Regions from separate parts of the Homo sapiens genome. Here region 1 is linked to region 2. Evidence: read pairs that join two places in POLR2A ChIA-PET (ENCODE). Cell type or tissue: HepG2. All regions are shown on one strand. Each heading gives the region's core, and the rest is flanking DNA. Links, peaks and the distances in the headings are about the cores only.

Region 1 (16,372 bases), core at 6,900-10,899, 58 kb before region 2:
GGGGTGTCATCTCTCTCCCGAGATAACAGGGACACCTCAGTCCTCCTGGGGCTATTCTGGGCTGCTGTCTGATCCTCCTCTCTCCCCCAACCCCTACTTCAGCCTTTCTGCTGGGCGTAGCTGAGTGGGGAGGGCCAGCCCAGTTACGTAACCCTGTGGCTGGGACCCGGGAGGCCAGCCTGGGAGCAGGTGCTCAGCCCCTCCCTCATCACCAGCAGTGAAAATCTAGAGCTGGAGCTCAGCCTCTGGGAAGGCCCAGCATGGAGGCAGCCACAGCTCCGGAGGTGGCCGCAGGATCCAAGCTGAAGGTGAAAGAAGCCAGCCCAGCGGATGCTGAACCACCCCAGGCTTCACCTGGACAGGGGGCTGGCAGCCCCACTCCCCAGCTCCTGCCCCCTATAGAAGGTGACCCATGGCAGGTGGGGAGGGTGGGGAGGCCGGGTGGTGGGAGTTGGGGAAGACATCGCCACCTTCCTGAACGGCGCCTCAGGTTTTCTGCAGAGCTAAAGACTCTATAGGATTGGTGATTAGGCTGGAGATCATTCGTGAGAGCCCCCATCCCCTGTCCTTGATGGAGTCTAACTTGCTGCTCAAATGTCCCTGCTAAGTTTTTGTGTTTTAGCTGAGAAGTCAGTGATGGTGTTGGTGGCACTTTACAGTGACTAAAAATGATCTGTTTATATTTTTACCTTTTAAAAAATTGTCATAGGGACTGGGAAGACCTGATATACTAATGGCCAGTCAGGAAGGGACTGAGGGGTAAGAGATAGTGACTGTCTGCTGAAGGAACAGGGAAATAAAATGCTATGGCAATGGGGAGGCTAAGAGTGGGGCAGCACAGTGACACTCGGCCTCCTGCTGGGCAGTACCACGGGGTCAGGACCTCCTCCAATCCCCCACTGCTCCCATAGGAGATCCTGACCCCTCAGAGTCTGAGCTCCACGGAAGTGGAGCTCTCCTGGGAGAAGCATTCAATTTCCCCTTCACGATGGTCTCTGTGTGCCTCTCAGCAAAGAGGCGTTCCCAAGTGAGGAATTCCAACCCCGAGCTTCCTGCCGCCCATCCCTGAATGCCCTGGCTGAGGCCTCTGTAGCTAACCACTTCGTGGCGCTCACCTGAAAGTCTTAAGAGGATGAAAAGACCACAATCAAGAAACACGTGGACTCCTAGGGCAGGAAGAGGCAGGGGAAAAGATATACTAGACTTGGAGGCAAAGCTCTAGGCTCAATTCCTAGTGCCGCCTCTAACAGCCCTGTGACCTTGGACAAGTCACTGGACTGCTCAGTTTCCATTTTCACTCTGTAAAATGGTGATTAATAACATCTACCTATCAGGGTAGTTGAAAGGATTGCTGAGATGATCCAGGGTGCCTTGGAAGAGGCCAAACTAAGATGTAAATAAATGATCAAATATTTCCAAGTGAGAGGTGAAGGCTGCGTTCTACCTCCATAGGGTTGTGCAGCAGACTCTGTCTGCCTCTTATCCTCATGGGAGAGGCCAGGTTTCCAGAAACTATTTGAATGTCAAGGGCAGAGAGCTGGCCAAGTTTGTCCCGTTGAAGATGAAGGGAGCAAAAGTTAGTGTAAATATATTAAGCTGGGGTGATGGAGGCAGAAAACCAGTTTCTTCCCTTAAAAGGCCCAGAGAATAAGTGACAGGCAGCAGGAGAATGAGAGCCAGGACTGCTGACGCCTCAGCTCTCTCTACTGGTCTTCCCAAAAGCACAAGGGAGAGTGCTCATCTCCCCCATGCTTCTCCCCTCTGGCTGCAGCCAGCTCCTGACAGCCCCCAGTCACGGGCCCGCAAATGCAGCCCAAAGCCTCTCGTGTGCAGCAGCTCTGTACACTGCAGGCCTCAGGGCCACTAGCACCCAGTGGCTCAACCCAGTGGTATCCCAGAAGTCACTGGCAATAAGAACACCTTTGAATACTTTGCAAAATATATGTGCATCTGTTAACTACTTGGAACAAAGAAGTCATGAGTTCAAATCTTAGCTCTGTTCTGTGGCCCTAGGCAAGTCAATCCACTCCCATTTTCTCATCTGTAAATTGAGGAGTTGAACCAAATCAGGGTCTTAACCTTTTGGTGGATATGGACCCCTAGGAAAATCTAATGCCAGCTGTGGACTCTTGCCCCTGGAAAAATACACAAAAAAGTTCAGAGAGCCAACAGAGCCCCAAACCCCCACCAAAGATCCTTCAGGGTGCAATGCATGGGCCTGGACTAGATGACCCCTAAGCCCCCTGAGAGCTCCAAAGCCTTTCTTCCTCCTAACTCCTCTTCCTTACAGAGAGCTCTGGGACTGAGTATCACAGGAAGCATGTGAAAACATGGGAACTAGAGCAGGCATCAGAAATAGAAATTAATTTGCAAGATCAAAACCAACTGCAAATGGCCAACAATGAGCTTTTAGTTTGGCAAGCCTGCTACATGGCTAAATAAGCAGGAGTAGGTGGCCAGCATTGGTAAACAGTTCTATGTCTGTCCTCAGCACTACACTGAGTACTGTGTCCTGGAGACAAAGCTTGGCAGGGGCCAGAGAAGAGCTTCCAAAACAGGGAGAGGCTGGGGAACAAGCTGCATCCCTCCCATGGACAATGTGACACTCGGCCTCCTGCTGGGCAGTACCACGGGGTCAGGACCTCCTCCAATCCCCCACTGCTCCCATAGGAGATCCTGACCCCTCAGAGTCTGAGCTCCACGGAAGTGGAGCTCTCCTGGAAGAAGCATTCAATTTCCCCTTCACGATGGTCTCTGTGTGCCTCTCAGCAAAGAGGCGTTCCCTGGGACCCTGAGGTGGAGGAGAAAGAGCCCATCTGCTGACTTCAGCATCATCGCTCCAACTGACTCTGTGTTCTCTTTCAATCTGAACTGTTCTGTGTCTTCCAGGCATGGGAAACTGAATCTCATGCCTAGGAGTGACCTTTCTTCCCTCCTTCCTTCCGTCCTTCCTTTCCTCCTCCTTCCTTCCACAAATATTTAGGTTGTGCCTATGATGTGCCAGGCGCTCTTCTAGGTGCCAGAATTACAGAAATGAACAAAATAGGTAAAAATAACTGCCCTCATGGAAGTTAGATTCTAGTGGAGGGAGCTAGACAATAAATAAACAAGTAAAGTATCTAATATGTCAGATGGTGAGAAATGCTGTGCCAAAACTAATGCAGGGACGGGGATAGAACGTGCTTCGGGTAGGAAGCATGCAGGCTTCCTGCTTCAAATGGAATATTCAGTGAGGGTCTCACTAATAAGGTGACATTTGAGCAGCAACTTAAAGGATGTGAGAAAGCAATGCATGCAGATATTTGGGGGAATATTTTCCACACAGAGAGAACAACTGCAAGGACCCTGAGGCAGGAGTGTGCTTTATGGGTTGGGGCCATTGTGGCTGTAGCACAGGGAGGGAGACAGTGGCAGTATTTCAGTCTGAGAGGTAGCACGGCCGCTGTGAAGACTTTGGTTTGTCTACGAGACAGCCAGCCAGCCAGTGCAGGGACTGGGAGTAAGGACTGACAGGACCAAGTGTAGATTTTAAGGATTTTTCCAGCTGGCCATGTTAAGAATAGACTGTAGGTGGGCCTTAGACACTAGCAAGATCGACAACTGGGAATGAGAATGAGGGAGAAGGTAGGGAGGTTTTAGAAGAGAAAGGTGTGCGATAGTCACCCAGGACAATGGGAGACCGAGTGAACTTGGGAAGTCTAGTAGAATTGCCAGAGTTCACTTGGAGGTGGTGGTCACTATTAATGGCCCTCAAGTTAAACTCCATATAATTTTGTATTTTCCCCCAGTCCTGTTACTCTGTGCAGATACAGCCACTGAGTGGGTGGGAAGTTTATTTAACAAGGGTTAGGTATTGCCAAGAGAGTGCAATGAAGTCAAAGAGGACTCAGGGATTTGAGTGAGTGCAAGAGAGAGAGTATAATAATGACCGTGCAATCTAAGTTGGGTGGTGAAGAAAGTGCTAACATGAAAGGGGTGCTAGGTAGTGAGAGGGTGGTAGGACAATGGATCACAGATCTCAGTGGTGCCAAAGAATTGCTGGTGTTGGAGCACTGGAGGAAGTGAGCTAAAGGGATAAAGATTATATTAGTTAGGTATACTAGTGAATGAAACAGGTCTCAGGAATGACATACATCTATTTCTCACTAGCGTAAGAACTAAAAACTATTCTGCAGATAGTTCTCCTCCATGTGGTAATCCAAGGACCCAGGCCTCTTTCATCTTGGGGCTCTGCCATTCCTTAGGGCCCGTGATCATCTGTGTACAGCTAGCAGAAGAGGAAAATAGAAATCTAACTTCTTCAAAGCCTGGGACCAGATGTGATTCTCACCATTGCCACTTACGTCTCATTGGCAAAAACTGGTCGCGTAGCCATCCAGCAAAAGGTGGCCGGGCAGCCACTTCTCAGAGATAGCTACGCTACGGAAGGGGTAACATACATTTTTTTTGGCCAGTTAGCCATCTCTGTTATAGAGGTGGTGATGAGACAGTGGGATGCTTGTAATTCTGATCATAGAAGGATTGTAGCTCTTGGTCTAGAGAATGGCCACAGGGACCATTGGCTGAATTAGGAGAGGACAAAGTTATTGGAGGAGTGGTGGGCCAGATGTGAGAGACCCTACGGGGACTGGAAACATGGGTGTTGGGACCAGCAGGAGTTATGCCTGGAGAGGCATACCGCATGGAGAGGGTGTTGGAGAGACAGTGAGCCAGGGCTAAAACCATCAAGCACTAGGGGGACGACTGTAACATAGGGACGGGGTGGGGTGGAGTCTTTTCCTCAGAGAAGTGTTGCCTGTTCCTATGTCCTTTTATTTTTTCTGACCTTAGTTTCATGGCCTTCAAGAAAGTGACACTCTTGTACCACTCCTTTCCCATTGCACTCCTCCAGACAGGTTTCTGAGTAGACCAAGGCCACATCCTAGGCATCTGGTAATGTTTCTCTAAGAAATCCCGGTACTTCTTGGATTTCTGGAAACCTCTGGATAGTTTCAAAGCCATAGCTAGCCTCCTGCATTCGCCCTCTTTTGGTAACCCTTCACCCACATAGGCACGTGTGTATGCAGGCTCCCTCTCTCTCTCACACACACACTCTCATACACACACATACACACACCATTCACAGACACACGTAAACACACCCATACACACATTCATGCACGTACACAAACACACACATTCACACACATACACTCACACACACATACATACACACTCATACAAACACACACACACCCTCTCCACTTCTCCAATGCTTCCATCTTGGTTCTTGGCTCTCCAGGTCATAGTTAGTAACATCGGTCTGAACTATACAGCCCCTAGGGAGCCTCTGGAGAAAGACTGATCCCATAAAAGGGAATTATGAGAGGATAGGAACAATTATAGAATAGTAAAACAGGCATAAACTTTAGCAGGATAAAAGTAGGGTAGGTATTAGGAGGAATTTTCTAATCAGAAGTCAAGATCTTTGGACTTGAAGTAGTTTTCTCTCTTTTTTTTTTTTTCTTTTTGAGATGAAGTTTTGTTCTTATTGCCCAGGCTGGAGCGCAATGGTGCAATCTCGGCTCACTGCAACCTCTGCCTCCCAGGTTCAAGCGATTTTCCTGCCTCAGCCTCCCAAGTAGCTGGGATTACAGGTGCCCGCCACCACACCTGGCTAATTTTTGTATGTTTAGTAGAGATGGGGTTTCACCATGTTGACCAGGCTGGTCTTGAACTTCTGACCTCAGGTGATCCACCCTCCTTAGCCTCCCAAAGTGCTGGGATTACAGGCATGAGCCACTGCGCCCGGCCTGAAGTAGTTTTCTCTAAGAATTTTTTAGAAAGAATTAAACAGCATCCTGTCTGAGAGAAACATTGTACAGAGAGAGCCTAACTCAGAACCAAAGGCCCTCAAAGGACTTTTCAAGATGCCTTTTCTCTAAGACCCCATGAAGGGAGAAAACCAAACTGTGACTCTCACAGACCTGCTCTTAGAAAACCTAGGCTCTTAAAGACTCTAGGCTTTGGTTCACATCCCTCCTGTCATCTAAGGAGGAGAAAGACCTTGGGCATCAGGGGAAGCCATGCCTCCCCAAGGTCAGTACAATTTACACCTCGCTTGACTGCGGATGTGTGAAAAGAGATGCCTCAAATGAGCCCCGGCGTTCACATTCTTAGCAAAGAGTCAGATTGCGCCTGGGTTGGGTTGAGAGGCGATTGGAGAGCATGCTGCTGACCTGCTGACTGGGCATCTGAAGCTGCCACACTCTCTCCTGCCACCTCTGCACGTAGTCAGCTGAGTTAGCCTCACGTCCATACTCTGCCCTCCCACAGGGAGCCGGGAGCCTGCTGGGAGCAGAGGCCTCACCTACACATCCTCAGAGTCCATTCTAGAGACTTAAGTTTCGTCATCTTGTCAGGAAACCCACTGATAAGCAGAGAACCGGCAATGGAGCCGTCCAGGGAGGGAGAGACTGCCGTCCTCGCGGGCAGCCTCCTTCCTTGCTCTCGCGGGCAGCCTCCTTCCTTGCTCTCTGCCCAGCCAGGATCCCCTCTAGATCCAAGGGCCAGTCTGCTCCTCTTCCTCTAACTCCCACACCTTAGCTTATGTTCCACATAAACCCATTTCTTTCATTTTTCTCTTTAGTTCAGGTGTAAGAATGCTAACATTTTCCCAGGTGTTTTTCTAAGAAACAAAAGAAACACTAGGTGGAAACACATACATCAGCTCACAGCTACCCATAACAGCCCATTCCCTACCTGAGGTCTCAGCAGGGCGGGGCTCAGCGGGCACTTCTGTCAGGCATGAAGGCCTGGGTTCCTCTCCCCACCTCAACCCTTTGCAGTTCTTGGGTATGTCTAGCCCCCGCCTTCCCTCTGGGCCTCCTCCCTCCAGGGGCAGGCCACTGTCCAAGCCCTGACTATGGTGCTCATTGCTGGGTGGACACTGGTGGGCAAGACACAGCTAGTGCTCTGAGAATGGGTCCTTCAGACACACAATCTTAGATGGGGAGGCAGGAGTCTCTGGTGCCAGGCACGTCGTCACAGCTAGCCGGGAGGTCTCCAGAATACCGGCTTCTTTCTCGGAGCCCTCTTGCTCCCAGCATCCTTGTTCTGGTGCTTACAGGCCCTTCCTAATGCCGACATTCTGTAGGCAGGCGGCACAGGGACAGCAGAGCCAGCTTCTCTCCAGCCCTCTCCCCAGCAAATGTAGAAAGGGTTATTTCCTCCCCCAACAGTGGGGAACCAAGCCTGACAAGATGAGGTTTTGACCCTCCTTTCCAAGTACGGCCCTCTTTTTCAAAACACTATTAAGTCATATCCGCCCGTCTTCAACTCTTTGGTTGCTTGCCAAGATGGCCACAGGAGAGAAGCCCATCACACAAACGCTTCTTCTGTTCTTCATGTCCCGCCCCTCCCAAGCCACCAGAGCCCAGCCGAGGGCAGCCACAGCAGGGTCACTCAGCCGCCTGCAGCTGCTGCATCTATGCTGAGGCAGTCAAGACCTGAGCAGGGCAGGGAGGACGGGCACTCAGGCCCATCAAGTCCCCTCGTCACATATTCCTGAGGTGCAGTCTAAGACAGGCACAGCCCAGGTGAAAACATAAGCCACACAGCACAGAAGGAAACTGCAGAAACCAAACGGACCGTGTGCACTGTACATTGCCATTGATCTTCATTTGCAAAGGTCTCGCGACCTTGAGATTATCATGGGGAGACTCAGAGTGAAGTTCTCTGGACAATGCTTGCTGATTGAGCTGGAGGAAGGACACAGAAGAAGCTCTGTTTCAGTTGCGTCACTTACATGTTTGTGTTATGTAATGTATGTATTTAAACAGTTCATCTATAAGTAAACATACATATGTCATAGTGAATGCTCAGGGAAGTATTTTCACAGAAGTGTGTGCTATCAAAGAGTCTGGAATCCACTATCGAGCAGTCATGCTGTTTGCCACAGGAATGTACCAGGGGTGAAGTTCTTCCAACTGCCAAGAATGAACTGTGGCAAGAATCCTGGGTTGTTGGGAACTGAAGCACTATCACATTCTACTGAAGATAATATCAGCCAGGCGACTGCCTGTGCCTGAGAAAGGAGGAGACAGCAGCCAGGAAAAGGCCAGAAAATGGTGTCTGTCTCAGCCAGGCCCCCGAGGGAACGCAGGTGGAATGTTTGTGCTTCGGCAGCTGAGACAGTGTGAGGCATCCCAAGAGGAGAGAAATGATACCTGGTCAATCTCCAAACCTACACTCAGCACTTTTCCAAGCATTTCCTGTCTTCATCCTGGAAGCCCATACACATCATCTAATCTCTACTTCTCACTGGGACAGACCTGTGAGATCAAAGGGAAATGAGTGGTGGACCTAATCTGTCCCAGAATCTGTACAAAATGATCCTCTGCAAACTGGAAGAAGACTGTGCAGGCGCCCGGGAGCAGAGTGGCCATGCAGAGGAAGGGACCCAGACACGTGCTCTGTCTGCAGTGACATCAGTGTTGTCTCCGTGGGCGGCTGGGAGGTCAGGGTGTTGACTCTGCCTGCAGAATGGAGAGCATTCTCCTGAGACCCACACCTAACTGGGAGGTCAGGATTGACATGGAAAGTGGCCTTGATAAAAGGAATGGTATTAAGGACAAATGTAGAAAAGGGTGGAAAGACAAACCACACAGACCAGGCTGGTCTGTACACAAACAGAAAAATAAAAATGCCTCCATCAGGATGGAATGCCTCCAGATGATGGAAAGTCAGTACTTGAGAGTTACAAATTAAGAGAACTGTCAGACTCGCACTCCAGTGTTCCTTCTGCTGAGACTTTAATGTTTCCCGGGGTGTTCCTTAAGCCAACCCCTCATCCCCAAATCCCAGCAGGATGATGGGAGCACTCTTCCCCTCCCCTCTAAGAAGGGCTTAATTTGGTGACCGATTCCTGGGCCACTCACCCACAGCAGGCAGCTGGATGCAGGATTTACTTTCTCTGAGTATCCATCTCCTATTCTCTCTCTTTCCATCACTCAGAGCACCCCAAGATCTGGCTACCTCGGGCCCTGAGGCAGACCTACATCCGGAAGGTTGGGGACACAGTGAACCTACTAATCCCATTCCAGGTGATCATGCCAGCCCCATACTGGGTCCATGTCTGGGGCCAGTGCAGGTTTTGGATTTGGAAACAGATACCAAGAGTCCTGCTAGCAGAGGGGCAATCTTCCCAGCCTTGGATAGAAGGGGTCACACCACCAGAAGTCTGAGGCCAAATGACCTCTGCACTCCTGAAGGTGGGTTTGGATAGGACTGGGTGTGCACCCATGAGATGGTGTGAGGCTAATCCATGCCCTTCAGTCTACAGAAGCCTCAGAGCTTGCAGTTAGAAGGGTTCTTGGGAGTTTGAGTGGCTATTCAATTGGTCCCAGCTGCCCCGGGTGTTCATGACCTAAGCTCTCAGAGATTGGGAGACTCAAAGCCATCCCTCTTTCCCAAGATCCTTAGGCTGTTGCTGAAAGGAGGAGGCCCCCGGGAGGGTCCACCAACTTCTAACTCAAGGAATGTGCAGCTCCAAGTCAAGCCTCCCTGTGGACCTGGGGTGGACAGGACCCCTACAGCAGCAGGGAGAGTCAGGAAGCCTCTCGGGGCTGCTCAAAGCATTACCCTCATTCCTCAGGGCAAGCCCAAACCTCAAGCCATCTGGACACATGATGGCTGTGCCTTGGACACCAGGCGTGTGAGTGTGCGGAATGGGGAGCAAGACTCCATCCTCTTCATCCGAGAAGCCCAACGTGCTGACTCAGGTCGCTACCAACTCCGCGTGCAGCTGGGTGGGCTGGAGGCCACCGCCACCATTGACATCCTGGTGATTGGTACGGTGGGGGAAGTGGGAGATGGGGGGGTCCTCAGGAACTCCCTCTCCAGGCTGAAGAGGAGCCAGCTCAGAGAGCTGGGGAAGCTGCGGCAAGGCTCCCACGTCATGTCTGGGACACAGGGTGGGCGCAGGAGGGGTAACTGAGGAGAAAAAGGGGCTAGGGCACTCCTGAAGTGACTTCAATGCATGTGGGATGTTCCACGCCCACTGCCATGGCTTTGCCCTTTCAGAGAGGCCAGGCCCTCCTCAGAGTATTAAGCTGGTGGACGTTTGGGGCTTCAGCGCTACACTGGAATGGACACCGCCCCAAGATACGGGGAATACAGCACTTCTGGGATACACGGTGCAGAAGGCTGACACAAAATCCGGGGTGAGGCCAGCTGGGAAGGAAGGAGGGTGGAAGAGGGCATGTTGGGACAGGCCTCTGGTAGCTCCACATGGGGTGGCTGATTTCTGGCATCATGTTCGGCCCCGCAGCTGTGGTTCACGGTGCTGGAGCACTATCACCGCACCAGCTGCATCGTCTCTGACCTCATCATCGGCAACTCCTATGCCTTCCGTGTCTTTGCTGAAAACCAGTGCGGACTCAGTGAAACAGCCCCCATCACTACGGACCTCGCCCACATCCAGAAAGCAGGTAAGGGAGGCATGGGGATCATGAGCTGGGAAGACTTAAGGATAGGCCGGGCACAGTGGCTCACGCCTCTAATTCCAGCACTTTGGGAGGCCAAGGCAGGCGGATCACCTGAGGTCAGGAGTTCAAGACCAGCCTGGACAACATGGTGAAACCTCATCTCTACTAAAAATACAAAAATTAGCCAGGCATGGTGGTGCACGCCTGTACTCCCAGCTACTCAGGAGGCTAAGGCAGGAGAATTGCTTGAACTTGGGAGTTGGAGGTTGCAGTGAGCTGAGATCGTGCCACTGCACTCCAGCCTGGGCAATAGAGTGAGACTCCACCTCAAAAAAAAAAAAAAATACTAAGGATAAAGAGTCGACGAGGGCTGGGATCTCAGAAGCTACATGCCAGCCCCTCTTGGTGCCCTCAGCTACTGTTTACAAGACCAAGGGGTTTGCCCAACGAGACTTCTCTGAAGCCCCAAAGTTTACCCAGCCTCTGGCCGACTGCACTACAGTCACCGGCTATAATACCCAGCTCTTCTGCTGTGTCCGCGCCTCTCCCCGGGTGAGTGGGGGCTCTGGGGGGCACTGTGCTGAGCTGCTTCTTGTTCCTGCCTGTCCTAACCTAAGCTGAGTTGCAGAGCACTGTAACATAACATCTGTTACCATCACCGCCATCTGCCTCTTCTACAGCACGGTATTTAGGAACAGTCGGGGGGGTGCTTGGAGTCCAAGACGGACTGATGAGAATGACATTTCCTTTTGAATGTTTGTTTCTCATATATGGAGGTGTTGCTTACTGACCTGCTGGCAATTAGGCATGCGCCTCAAGTTGTTTCTGTGGTAGGAGTGACAGAGTCCCTGTGGTTTCTCCTTCCCATGCATACCTCATCCCATCAGGGCCGTGCACATGCAACCTGCCTAGAGTTCAGCCTTTTGCCACAACCCTGAGCAAGGCTCTCTGTCTATTTACAATCTAGTCATCATGCTCCACACACAGCAGAAAACACCATTAACAACCTGTACCAAGAATCTTTTGGGTTTTGAGTCTGGGCAAGACTACATGGAGATAACATCTCAGAAGGGGCATATCAAGAGCCCACTCTAGAAGCTACTCTCTAACCAGAGGGGACAGAGGCAACTCACAAGTCAGCAGTGGGAACAGAATATGGATGGTTCACAAGAGGTGAGCCTGATGCTCAGTGCTTCTGATCCATAAAGGGGCTGCCTGAGAGCCCGGAACGGAAGTTAGCAGTTTTCTTCCAGTCAGAAATATTGGTAAAGAAAATGAAGTTTCAGGTGCTGTTTTCAAACAAGAGAAGGAGCTTGGGGGACTGCTGGTGGCACTGGAAGGGGAAACCCTTCCCACAACATAAGGAACAGGGAGCCTTCCAGAAAGCCATTATCTCTATATAGACAGAGTCCCAGAAACTGAGCACAGAAAGACTATTGGTTCTTACCCTCGCCCCTCCTTGCTGCCTCCCTCATCTTTGTCTTCCAGCCCAAGATCATCTGGCTGAAGAACAAGATGGATATCCAAGGCAACCCTAAGTACAGAGCCCTGACTCACCTGGGAATCTGCTCCCTAGAGATCCGCAAGCCGGGTCCCTTTGATGGAGGCATCTATACCTGCAAGGCGGTGAACCCCCTAGGGGAGGCATCTGTGGACTGTCGGGTGGATGTGAAAGGTAAGGGCAAGAGGAGAACTAGTGCCTTAGGGTGCCAGTCACCTCCTCTCTCCACCGGTGGAAGAGTCAGGGAACAGAGACGCAAGCCTAGGGGGAGAAGGGGTTCCTCCGCTGGACTCTTTCATCACTGTCATCATCAGGATGTATTGGAGGAGACATTTTAATTATCTACTATCTCATTTCTCTCCATCACAATTCAATAATATAGGAAGAATTCTTATTTCCATTTTGCAAATGAGAAGACGAAAGTACAGGGAGGGAACTGGTTTGCCCAAGATTCCCAGTGTCAGTTAGTTGATCACCTGGCACTGGTGGAAATAGCCCAGGTCTCCGGGTCCTCGCTCAGCTCATTTTTCTTTATGCTGTGCAATCTTCTGACTCAGCCTAGGAAAGCTGCAACTGTTTGTCAGGCTTTATTTCACTTCCCCTCCGGTTTATTTATAGGTAATATTGCATATCCTCTCTACTTCCTTAAAGTATTTAATCACTTATCTATACCTGTCACCTTGTTCAGATCTCTATCATTGTGTTTAACATACTGTTTTATAATTATCTATTTATAGATATGTTTCCCTATTAAATTATAAGCATTTTGAGGGTAGGGACATTGTCTTATTTGCCTTTGTCCCCCCAGTGTCTAGCCCAGTTTCTGACACACAGTAGGCACTCTAAATGTTTGTTGCATGGATCAAGAATGAATGAGCCCTTACATGTCCTGTTCTTCTCTATGTATAGACTACCTAATTAGCACCATTGACTCCCCAAGAACCTGAAATAGAATATTCCTTTCTAATGCTCTGAAAGAAAGTTTCTCAGAGATTTCTGAGATGTTAACACTGAGAAATGTCCGAATTATTACAGTTCCTAATTGAGGACACCTAAGAAGGCATGGTACTCTGACAAAGGTAAGTAAAGAGAGGCAAGATGTCTCACTGGATTACTTCCTGTTTATGGCTAGTGTTGTTGAGTCAGGGACAGAGGTGCATTCCTGAGCCTTTCAGTCATGTATCCACTGGTGGCCACTTTTGTTGTAACCATTTTTTTTTTGAAATGATGTCTTACTCTGTTGCCCAGGCTAGAGTGCAGTGGCGCCATCTTGGCTCACTGCAACCTCTGCCTCCTGGGTTCAAGCAATTCTTGTGCCTCAACCTCTCGAGTAGCTGGGATGACAGGCGCCCGCCACCATGCCCGGCTAATTTTTCTACTTTTAGTAGTGATGGAGTTTCACCATGTTGGCCAGGCTGGTCTCGAACTCCTGACCTCAAGTGATTCACTCACCTCGGCCTCCCAAAGTGCTGGGATTACAGGTGAGAGCCGACATGCCCAGCTGTTGTAACCATTTTTATATTTATTTATTTATTTATTTATTTTGAGACAGAGTCTCGCTTTGTCGCCCAGGCCGGAGTGCAGTGGCGCTATCTCGGCTCACTGCAAGCTCTGCCTGCCGGGTTCATGCCATTCTCCTGCCTCAGCCTCCAGAGTAGCTGGGACTACAGGCACCCACCACCACGCCCGGCAATTTTTTTTTTTTAGTAGAGACGGGGTTTCACTGTGTTAACCAGGATGGTCTCGATCTCCTGACCTCATGATCCACCCGCCTTGGCCTCCCAAAGTGCTGGGATTACAGGCGTGAGCCACTGCGCCCAGCCTGTTGTAACCATTTTTAAAAGCGATACTGTCATCCCTGTGGAGAGAATTTATAGTAGATGCAGTCTGCTTTTGTCATATCCTCTCTATGTCTGCACTCCTCAAGTCGATGGTAGGAATTAAACCTAATGAATGGTCCTCTGAAGAAGAGTGACAGCATCCACCTAATCATAAGGAGATTCTGTGGGAGGGAGCTGAGCAGGTATTGTAGGAAAAGATGTCAAGGGAACAATTCAGAGTGCAGGAACCCACAAGAGTCACAGCACCTTGTGCCTGTGGGGTGTGTAAGGACAGGGGAGGCTGCTCCTGCTGACTGAGTAAACGCCTCAGGATCATGAGCATGGTAAAAAAAAATGGATTAATATATTTGTTTTTTACTTTGAAGCTTATGGATTCCTTCCCTTCCAAGAGAAGAAAATCCTCTTTCTCATTTATGTCAATTATAATTTAACCTTTAGGTGTGTGGTCCCAAGCAGCACATTATTGGCAAAAGACAGCTCAGCTCATCATTTAGAACCGGACAGCTCTTTTAGATTTTCCGTCATTCACATTAGCTATGTTGTGAACAAAGTGATGCATAAGGCGAAAAAGAAGCTTGAGACAGAACTAAAGAGAACAAGTTCCCAGTGTCCTCTCTGACTTGTAGCTGCTGGCTGATGGAAATTGGAAATGAATTTGATCCCATAAGACATTTATTTAAGGCTCTCACTGGTATGTAGCAAATGAAAGCCTAAAGGGGTGCGTTACAAGTACAGACTTCTCAGGAAAGCGCTCTCCGACAGTCGGCTTGCAGAGACAACTCTCCCTCCCTCACCTCCCTCTCTGTGTTAATGATACTTGTGTTCGTGTTAGTTGCCCCTTTCCCTCTCTCACAGCCAGTGCCCAGCAATGAAGTGAATTCATGGCACAGGAGCCAGGGACCGTGACAACGGTGCCCTCAGCAGCCTGGTGTCCTCTGGCCATTTGCTGTCATGGCTACAAAGTGCTCCCTCTTTTCAGTGCCTCCAGGAAGCCCGCCAGTGGTGAGACTGTGTCCTCAAGGAGCTTCGGCACCATGTCTGGTTTGGATTCATCTAAATAAATATGTGGTTCCCCAGTGCCTACGTGTCCCTGTATTTGAGACTTTCTATGAAACATTTGGAAAGTTGCCATCCTTTAGCCAGGCTGTAAGGAACCACAGGGCCTTAAGACTCCCCTTTATCTTCCCACAACCACATTCGCTTCCACAGAGGTTTCTAACACTGTCCTTTTCCCTAGACATCTACGACACAACTGAATTCAACCCTCCACAGTACTAAGTGCTGGAAAGAGATGCCGAAGATGACTTGCTCTCTGCCTCTATGGGCTTTCCAATTTAAGTTGGGATAACAGGACGCACATCCACCACAAAGAGGCAAACAGCAGAACACAAACATGCACATAGCTAATTATAGACAGAGCCCCAAGACCTGAGGGCTGGAATGATACTCAAGAAATTGGAGGGCTGGGCAATGTGGCTCATGCCTGTAATCCCAGAACTTTGGGAAGCCGAGGCGGATGGATCACTTGAGGTCAGGAGTTCGAGACAAGCCCAGCCAACATGGTGAAACCCCATCTCTATAAAAATACAAAAATTAGGCTGGGCATAGCGTCTCACGCCCGTAATCCTAGCACTTTGTGAGGCCGAGGCAGGCGGATCACTTGAGGTTAAGAGTTCAAAACCAGCCTGGCCAACACAGTAAAACCCTGTCTCTACTAAAAATACAACAAAATTGGACAGGTATGGTGGCGAGCGCCTCTAATCCCAGCTACTCAGGATGCTGAGGGAGGAGAATCGCTTGAATCCAGGAGGCGGAGCTTGCAGTGAGCCGAGATCATGCCACTGCACTCCAGCCTGGGTGACAGAGCAAGACTCCATCTCAAAAAAAAAAAAAAAAAAAAAAAAGCAAAGTATTTGGAGCAGAGTCTCATTAAACCCAGGAAAAGAATAAAGGTGAGGTTCCCTTGATTATCTTTGTTTTCATTCTGATGACAAATAAGATATTGAAGGTGTTCTGTGATAGAATCTGCAGAAGATGATAACAGTTCCTCCTATCTTTGTATGAGCACGGTGCTCCTCTCATCAAGAGTTGGAGTCTATTTCCCCTTCCCTTGAATCATGTGACTTGCTTTGACAGAAAGAATGTAGCAGAAGTGACGTGGCACCAGTCCAGGCCTGGGCCTTAAGAGGTACCTTAGTTTCTGCTTTTGCTCTTAGAAGTCAGCTCCCATGTAAAGGATCTCAGGCTAGATTACTGAATTATGAGAGGCCACATGGAGGACAACCAAGCGTCCCCACTGAGAGCCAGCACCATGGCCCCGGACACACGTGGCCACCTTGGACCCTAGAGCCCCAATCAAGCCCAATCAACACCTTGTAGAGTAGAAACAAATCACCCCTGGAGAGCCCTGCCCAAATTGTAAAATCGTGAGCAAATAAATAGTGGCTGTTGTTTCAAGCCACTAAATTTTGAAGTGGTTTGCTATATAATCATAGATTACTGAAACAACCTTCTATGCAACAGGCACTGAACTAAGTGCTTTATCTCTTTTAATCTTCATTTTA
Region 2 (9,074 bases), core at 4,945-8,944:
AAACCTGCTTGGCTAGCCTTGCGGCTGTCCTTTAGCTCTGGTGGGATTTCCTTACTCAGGTTGCTTCCTGAGGACCCCCTGGATAAGGCATGGCCCTGGCTTTCAACACAACAGGGTCGCATGGGTGAAGTGCTCCAGAAGCAACTGAGAGAAAAGGCTAAAGGAATTCAGAGGACAGAGCAGTGAGGGTGGAGGAAATCCCAGAGGGCCTCTAGAGGAGACGGGACTTGGGCTGCATCTTCAAGAATCAGGAACAGCATTCCTGGAAGAGGAATTCATCAGTTAAGTCACTTAATCTACACATTAAGTGTCTTCTCCATGATTATACAGCTAGTAATGGAAGAGCTAGGATTTGGACCCCGGCAATCTGACCCCAGAGCCCACTCTCTTAAGCAGTACACTATGAATGAATGAAAGGAATGAATGAAATGCAAGCATCAGCTTGGCTGGAGCTGAAGATTGGGGTGGCTCTGCTGTGGCCTAGCACGCTGGTGAGGAAGAACAAGGTGAGCTCTGCCTTGGGCAGATCCCTGTGGCCTGAAATTCTGGAACCAATGGCCTGCTGGGAAGGAGGGGTGGGGAGGGAGGCTGCTGATGGGATCGGTCATGGTGACCTTTTGTGGGTGGGCAGGGCAGTTTCTCTGGAAAGAGAAAGAGGCCCTGGCACCCGATCCCATTTCTGGGCTCTGTGCTGCTTTAGAAAGGGCACAGAAACCAGAAGGAGAGAACCTGGCCATGGGTGACTCCTGGAGCTCCTGGACTGTGGGGTGGGTGGCGTGAAGGAACCAGGAGCCAGCAGACTGGGGGATGGGGGTGGCCAGAAATCTGAACACCCTTCGGTCTACACTTGCCTGTCGTGCCCCGCCCACTGTTCCCCACTTTCTTCAAGGCTGGAAGGTGCACTCCTTGTGGGGGCTCTGTTGTTTCTCAGTTCCCCACTTCAGGTCTGTCACAGAGGGGGATACTCAGTCAGGATTTTATGGATTCTTCATGTGGTCACCTCCCCTCCAAACCAGTCTCTGCTCGGCAGTGAAAGTAATTTTTTTTTAAACTAATAAACATTTTTAGGTTTAAAAAATCTCCCCCAGTTTTTTATTTGGGAAAATTTCAAGCCTTCAGAAAAATCAAAAGAATGGTGTAATGGTATAATAAATACCCAGATATTCTCCTGCTAGATTCAACAATTTTTATTTTATTTTTTTCAGACAGGGTCTCACTGTGTTGCCCAGGCTGGAGTGCAATGGTGTGATCATAGCTCACTGCAGCCTTGACTGCTTGAGAACAGCCCCAAGTGATCCTCCCACCTCAGCCTCCTGAGTAGCTAGCTGGGACTACAGGTGCAGGCCACCCATGCCCAGCTTTTTTTTTTTTTTTTTTTTTTTTTTTGAGAGGGGGTCTTGCTGTGTTGCACAGGCTGATCTCAAATCCTGGTCTCAAGTGGGATTACATATGTGAGCCACTGTGCCTGGTGTCTGGATTCAATAATTGTTGACACTCTGCTTTATGTCTCTCAATTTTTGAAGAATGAGAGGAAAATGAGGTGCCTGAGCCCTGGGCCCCTCCGCAGGCAGCTCCTGAGAGTCAGGGAATGCAGTATTTTTTTTTTTTAATTTTTTTTGAGACGGAGTCTTGCTCTGTTGCCCAGGCTGGAGTGCAGTGGCACAATCTCGGCTCACCACAACCTCTGCCTCTCGGGTTCAAGTGATTCTCCTGCCCAGCCTCCCAAGTAGCTGGGATTACAGGCATGCACCACCATGCTCGGCTATTTTTTGTATTTTTAGTAGAGATGGGGTTTCACTATGTTGGCCAGGCTGGTCTCAAACCCTTGACCTTGTGATCCGCCCGCCTCGGCATCCCAAAGTACTGGGATTACAGGTGTGAGCCACTGTGCCTGGCCAGGAATGCAGTTTTGTGGGTAAAGTGAATGAGTTTAGAGCTGCCCTTAGAGTAGCCTAGAGACCCAGCTGGGCTACCAGATGGTGGCTCCAGGTATAAAGAGACATCTGGTCAGCCCTCTCTGCCATCCATCCAGTCATCAATCCATCCATCCATCCATCCATCCATCCATCCTTCCTTCCTCATTTCAGGTATTTATTTTTTGACCAATATTTTCCAAGTGCCTCCCCTTCTTCCCTTTCTTGCACACCCACAGGACTGCTGCTTCGACCAGGAACATGAAGGGGAATTCCTGGTATCATCTAATATCCAGTCCAATCCAAATTCCTTACTGTCTCCCAAAGGTCTTAGACAGCTGCTGCTTTCAAGTTCGTGGATTACATTTGGTCATATGTCACTCTTTTTTTTTTTTTTTTCTCTCTCTCTCTCTCTCTTTCCTTTTTTGTTGACATCGACTGAAGAGTCCAGTTTTCTTATTGAAGTGCCACATTCTGCATTTATCTGATTAAAGGATACCTAATGGTATCCTTCACAGGGTACTATTGCACGGCCTTAGATCTGAGCATGTCATTCCCCTTCTGAAAACCCTGCCGTGGGCCTCTGTTGTACCTTGAATAAAATCCAGCGTCCTTATATTTATCCACAAAGTCCAGTGTGGAGTGGCCCAGCCTCTTCTCACTCCTCCCCTTTCACTCTGTTCTGGACATGCTGGCTTCCTTCCAGCTGTTGAACATGGCAGTCTTAAATGCCCCCACTTTCCTGGCACATATGACAACTTGTAATTAGAGTATTCACTTGGCTAACATCAGTCTTACCCACTGGCAGTGAGCTCCAGGACCAGCGAGAACACATATGTCTTGAATGCCTATCACCTAGCACCTAGCACAGGCCTGACACACACAGTAGGCACGTGGAAAATATTGGTCAAAAAATGAATACATGGGCCAGGCATGGTGGCTCATGCCTGTAATCCCAGCAAATTGGAAGGCCAAGGCAGGTGAATCACTTGAGGTCAGGAGTTTGAGACCAGCCTGGCCAACATGGCAAAACTCTGTCTCTACAAAAAATACAGAAAGTAGCTGGCCGTGGTGGCATGCGCCTATAATCCCAGCTACTTGGGAGGCTGAGACGTGAGAATCACTTGAACCCAGGAGGCAGAGGTTGCAGTGAACCGAGATCATTCCACTGCACTCCAGCCTGGGTGACAGAACAAGACTGTCTTAAAAAAAAAAAAAGATAAAAGATAAAATGAATACATGAATGGAGGATGGATGGATGGATGGAAGAGAGGGGTGACCACATGTCCCTTTATGCCTGGAGCCACCATCTGGTAGGCCAGTTGGGTCTCTAGGCTGTTTTAAGGGCAGCCCTGAACTCATTCACTTTAACCACAAAACTGCATTCCCCATGCCTGCTGCAGCCAGGGGTAGAGGTTTTGATGTCCCAGCCCTGTGAGATAGACCTTCTTTGGCGCTTGTTAAAAGATGATATTGGATGCTTTATCCTAGTGATAGGTTCCACCCACAGTGCCAGTGTTCTTTGTCAAGGGTGGCTTAATAGGCCCAGCATTCCATAAAGATGTAAAGCCATCTAAGATCCAGCTGAAAATACTGCCTCTGACCACCGGGCAGGAAGAGATGGAACCTGGGGCTGAGCTTCGAGCGGCAAATCCCTAAGCACCCTCTGAATAACGTGGCTGTTCAGGCTGTCAGAGCAGGCCAAGGAAGGAGGCCCTGTCTGGCCAGAGCCATGCTCCAGCCACGGTGGTAGGTGGCTAAGTGTGAGAGGTACACAGATGAGCTATGTCCCCAAGGGACAGCCAGTCCCTTGGACAGAGACAAAAGCTGTCACAGAGCAATAGTCACTAATATTTTTGTGTGGGGGTGGAGGAGTTAGGGAGGGCTTTTTAAAGAAGGTGGCATTTGGCCGGGCACAGTGGCTCGTGCCTATAATCCCAGCACTTTGGGAGGCCTAGATGGGCGGATCGCCTGAGGTCGGAAGTTTGAGACCAGCCTGACCAACATGGAGAAACCCCGTCTCTGCTAAAAATATAAAATTAGCCAGGTGTGATGGCGTATGCCTGTAATCTCAGCTACTTGGGAGGCTGAGGCAGGAGAATCGCTTGAACCCAGGAGGCGGAGGCTGCGGTGAGCCGAGATCGCACCATTGCACTCCAGGCTGGGCAACAAGAGTGAAACTCCATCTCAAAAAAAAAAAAAAAAAAAGAAAGTGGCATTTGAGCTATCTTGAAGAGGAAGGAAGAATTCCACTAATAGGCAGGAGGAAAAGGCATCCAGGCAGGGGGAACAGTGTGAGCAAGCGTGGAGAGGTGCAACACACGGTCAGTGCCAGGAAACAGGAGGAAACAAGGGGGCGGTGAGAATAAGGAGCAGAGAGCCGCTAATCTGAACTGGGGGCACATTTTGATGAGCTGGGGCTCCAGCTGAGAAGTCTGGACCTTATAAGTTGAGGGGAACCATCTGAAGTGTTTTGGCAGGGGAGGAATGATCATGGCTGTGCCATCTGGCAGGCTAATCTGGCACAGTGAGGAGGCTGCGCCGGAAGAAGGGACTGAGGTCCAGCAGACTAGCAAGGAGGCCGCTGTAATAGTCCAGGAGGAGGAGGGCTGTGCTGGGGCCAGGGAGCAGGCTGTCAAGGGGGCAGACCTGAGTGATGAAGACTCAATGGCGCTGCGAAACAGACTGGCCCCTGGAGATGAAGAGGAGGGAGTTGTCCAGGGTGAGTCTCAGGTGTGTGTTGGGGTGCCTGAATACTAAGAGGAGATGCCCAATGTGTATGCTGGGGGTGGGTGGAGATGCTCAGATGAGAGAGAATGGATTTGAGAGCCCTGCATGTGGAGGTCACAGAGCAGCAGGGAAAGCGGAGGTGGAGGCCAGCATTAGGGTCAGGTGCCATCTCCTGACCCTGCCCACATCTCCAGCCTCCAGTCAGTATCGCCCTTACTTCATGCTTCAGCCATTCAGGCCTTCTTCCTGTCCCCTCGTGCAGTTCCCTCTGGAACAGTTCACCTTCCCTCTGAGGGGAATGGGGTGAAGGAGGGCCAGGAATGTTAATGAGGTAACAGAGCCTGCAAGTGTCCACTGTTCATTCATCTTTGAGGGAGAGGAGCCAGATGGGATCGCAATTTGACAGGAGCGGCAGGAGTGCAGGATGGCTGTTTTCAGATGGGGAATATGTTAGCAGGTCGGGACTGAGGGGAAGTGGGGCGGGAGGTTCAGCAGAGAGCTAGCTCAAGAACAAGGACTCAGGGGAAGCAGGATGGTGGCGAGTTCCAGGGCACAAGTAGATAAGACCTGGTTTTGGAGAAGGAGTAAAAAAAAAAAAAAGGTTTTCTCTGAGACAAGATGGAAGGAGGCAAGGATGAAGCGTATTCCAAATGGGAGCTTAATTCTTCAATTTCTTCAGGTTTAAAAACCACTTGTCCCAGAAGGTCACACCGTCTTATCAGCAATTTACACCCCAATGAAAATAAACTCCCAGACCATTTTGACAGCAGGTTTGTGTAGGGGGAAGGGAACCAAGTCCCATGGAGGGACAGGGACCAATCTCCAAAATGCAGGGCTTGTGAACCAGCCAGTCAGAGCAGCAGAAGAGGACCCGCCCCTCCGTAACAAGAGGTTCTCTCGGAGGTGGCTGGGACACCCTACCTCCGCCGGAAGGTCCCAGAGAGGTAAAGACCTGGAGTTCAGGGCTTCTTTCCTGGCAGATGGATGGGGAGCTGCACATTGCTGGGTTTCTGCAACATGAACCTGCCTGCAGCACCCCCACCCCACCCCCATGGGGAGGGCTTTTTTAATTTTTATTTTTTTGAGACAGAGTCTCACTCTGTCACCCAGGCTGGAGTGCAGTGGCACAATCTCGGCTCACTGCAACCTATGCCTCCTGGGTTCAAGCGATCCTCCTGCCTCAGCCTCCTGAGTAGCTGGGATTACAGGTGCGCACCACCATGCTCGCCTAATTTTTGGTATTTTTAGTAGAATCAGAGTTTCACCATGTTAACCAGGCTGGTCTCGAACTCCTGACCTCAGGCGATCCGCCCTCCTAGGCCTCCCAAAGCGCTGGGATTACAGGTTGGCCCCGCCGGAGAGGGCTCTTAAAAGGGCAATGTCAGAGGCCGAGGCATCAGCCCCACCAGGACCTGGCCAAGTCCAGGCTGCAAGGAAGCACTCCCCTTTTGTACCTGGGAAGAGCTGCTGGGGAACCCCATGTTGGGAGGTAACTGGGAGAGCGGGGCAGGCCCCTCATCCCGGCACAGGCTCCGACACGCAGTACATTTGTCTGGCGCCCATCCCAGCTCTGCCTGTCAGACTCATCCTGGGAGTGCAGCCAGGGCCGCCCCCGCCGCGTACCCCCTGGGGAAGGATGGGGACTCGGGGAGAGGAGGCATTCTCAGGACCTGGGGTAAACCGGAAAAGCTTCAGGGGAGGAAAAGCAGGACAGACGGCTAGGAGAATGTTGGTTCCCAGGAGTGAGGTTTCAGTGTTTGGCTAATGAGCTGCCCTGCCCAGCCTGGACTGTGAGCGCAGGCAGGTCCCTCGGCCTTACGTTGGGTCCCCAGTTACCAGCCTCTTTAGAGTTTCTAGAAGTCTGGCTTATGGTTGTCTCTCTTGGTGGAGAGGCCAGACTGTTGGTCCCAGTGTTTCCTCACTCCCTGCCTAAAGCACCCAGACCTGCATCTTGGGCCCTGAATACCTGGGTGTGGGAACCCAGGGTTGGTGAGGGACCCAGGGCTCTGACTCACTCCACTAGGCCTCTGGAGGGTGTTTGCTAACTGAGGTAACCTGGGTAGCTGAGGTTGGAGATGGGGCAGGTCAAGGTGCCAGAGATGAGGGCATCAGGCGTGGGATGCGGAGGCAACTACCAGGGTGGAGTCAAGGCTATTGGGCCTGTTCCCAACTGCTCGGCTTCCAGGTGGGTCGGCCCCTCCTAAATGAAGCTTGCATCAGCCCCATCCCACTGCCTCAGGGAGGGAGAGTGTCTGGTTTTCCCTCTCTGAAGGAAGGCGAACCACACCTTTCCCAACAGTTATTTGTGAGCAGGAACTGTGTTACCTTCTTTCTGTAAACCCTGCTCCTAATGGTGCCTGGCACAAGGTAAGCACTCGGTGACCGTGTGTGCCCTCCTGCTGTTGTGCTCTTGGGTATGACCTGTGGGGAGGGACCTCAGCCACAGTCATCCTTGCCTTCACTACCATTGACTTCCTCTCCTCTGGCTTCTGGAAGCATGGGGTCCCTTATAGTTACTTTCTGCTAACAAGCCAGTTTGTCCATACAGCCATCTTCCTAGCCAGGCTCCTACACCAGTCCCTACACGGGCAGGAGGAAGGCTGGCAGGGAAAGCTGGGCTGCCCAAGGCAGGAGGGTCTCTCTGCACAAAGCAGCTGAGAGTCCAGGCAGCCAGCTCCAGCAGGTAAGTCAGCTGGGTCCTCAGGGACTCAAAGCCCCAGCTTCTGCCCTCCCACAGAGCTCTCAGGGCCATGGCAAAAAGCAGAGCCTCCTACTGGTAGGAAGGTGACAGGCACCAGGAGCCTAAGCAGGTAGGCGTGGGGAGTGGTGCAGGCAGCTGTAGGGACTTCTAAGACAGAGCTAAGGCAGAGCAGGGGCGTTCAGGGCCCTGTGAGAGTTCCCAGTGGGCTTCTGGAATGGTATAGGGGGTGGGGCAAAACTAGCCTCCTGCACACTGTGTACGCTGCCTTTCTTCAAACCAAATAGTTGAGGCCACAGGAAATGTGAGTTTCTGGTCCTTCTGAATTACAAATGGGAGCAGCTTGCTCTTTGTCCCCTTGTCCCGGCTTTGTTATCCCAGAGCTGGGGCAATGGGCTACGGCCCAGGCGGGTCTGCCTGTGGGCCCCCAGCTGGCATAGCCAGGCAAGACAAGAGAGCCACTGTCACCCCTTCACGCACCTACCTCAGTTTTGACAGGGTTTCCAGCAGCAAGATTAATAGGATCAATCTCAAGCCCCCAGTGGAAAATGGAGCACATGGCCCCTTTCCTTGGTACTATGCTCCAGCAGGCCCAAGTCGCTGCTCAGGGACTAAGGAAGCTGAGGTGAGATAAAGGCTCCTAAGTGACAGCCCAGTTCACATTCCAGCTCTCAACCTCCCAAAGAAACATAAAGCACTGCCGAGGAGTCAGGACTTCCGACCTCCATCAGGCCACGTTGTCTCATCTCCCTTACCGTCCTTGTATTTCTGTCTTCCAAAGGATGGAATAAGCATAATCATATAATCATGTCCCCACCCTACCTTCTGGGACCATCACAAAGATAAAAGAGATCATCTATAGGGAGTATTTTAACCTCCTAGGAGAGAGGCACTAAACTAACAGAAGCTGTTATTAAAGTAAAGGGTTTGTAGATTGCAGATGAAAGGCAGCAGGTAAATAAACAGCCTGAACATCAGCCTCCCCTGAGAAAGGAACTGGCTATTAGGGCAACAGTGGGAGCTCCACAAAGGGGCTACAACATTTTCTCCTCTCCTCTGCCCTGCTGGCTATCCCAATCCTTTGGAGGTGCAGCAGCAAGTTGGTATGCAGTTGGTCTCCCCATGTGGGGATGGCTGTAACGAGAGAAACTGCTGTTAATAAGTCCCCAACCCATGCTAGGCATAGAAGCTAGGGGCTCTTCTGGATTAAATACAGCCTCTCGCTTTCCACAGAGTCCTTTGTAGGGAACAGAAGTGCTAAGAGGCTTTTAAAACAGTTCTGGTCTCTAAGCTAGTCCTACCTCAATGATTTCAAGCAGGAATATATTTGTAAAGGAGGATCCTGGCCCTTGCCCTGCAAGCTTTTGTGATTCAGACTCCATCTTCCACCTTCCCCTTGAGCTTTTTCTAAGTGTACCCCTCCCTTCGCTTACCTGTTCAAAGGCTCTGTGACTTGCTAACTGGAGGGAGCAGCCTAATTTGGAAGGAAAAGCAGAAGTGTATATCAGGGAGAACCTCAGAGGCGGGGTTCAAGCCCGGGGAAGAAGACTGAGGAAGAGTCCTAAGCCCTCCCCAGAGATGCTTTATTACATGGTTTCATCAGTCATCAATGATGGGTCCCTATGCCCATGCGAGGAGACAGGAACATCTGTGTGGTACATGGCACTGTTCCCCTCTCAGCTACGCAGTCAGATGGGGGCAGGGGGATGAATGGGTGCTTGGCTTCCCTGCTG

What was found. Peaks named below come from ENCODE experiments on the same cell type or tissue, not always from the same donor. Only the 100,000 strongest peaks of a DNase experiment are listed, where the experiment ranks them.
Region 1: POLR2A ChIA-PET joins it to region 2 with 6 read pairs; 7 of 35 experiments call an interaction of 5 or more read pairs at or near these places.

The regions. Positions count from the first base shown.
Region 1 is chr1:109,290,880-109,307,251 of GRCh38, reverse strand. MYBPHL (myosin binding protein H like) reads left to right here and starts at 241. Exons shown (of 9, transcript NM_001010985.3): 1 at 241-405; 2 at 8,995-9,083; 3 at 9,635-9,830; 4 at 10,063-10,202; 5 at 10,310-10,469; 6 at 10,882-11,018; 7 at 11,955-12,141; 8 at 13,003-13,046; 9 at 14,664-14,887. The coding sequence starts at 261. The coding sequence ends at 13,013. RefSeq lists enhancers at 1-723, 5,899-6,408, 6,409-6,919, 9,987-10,558. In HepG2, for the core only: no CTCF peak of the experiment used is centred there; DNase peaks (open chromatin) are centred at 7,351, 7,821 and 8,441.
Region 2 is chr1:109,237,954-109,247,027 of GRCh38, reverse strand. SARS1 (seryl-tRNA synthetase 1) reads right to left here. Exons shown (of 11, transcript NM_006513.4): 11 at 8,846-9,074. Among named protein-coding and RNA genes, the nearest start is that of CELSR2, 7.0 kb to the left of the region's middle. RefSeq lists enhancers at 4,034-4,533, 6,192-6,887, 8,828-9,074 and silencers at 5,887-6,181, 7,289-7,703. In HepG2, for the core only: a CTCF peak has its summit at 7,412 (motif pointing left); a DNase peak (open chromatin) is centred at 7,397.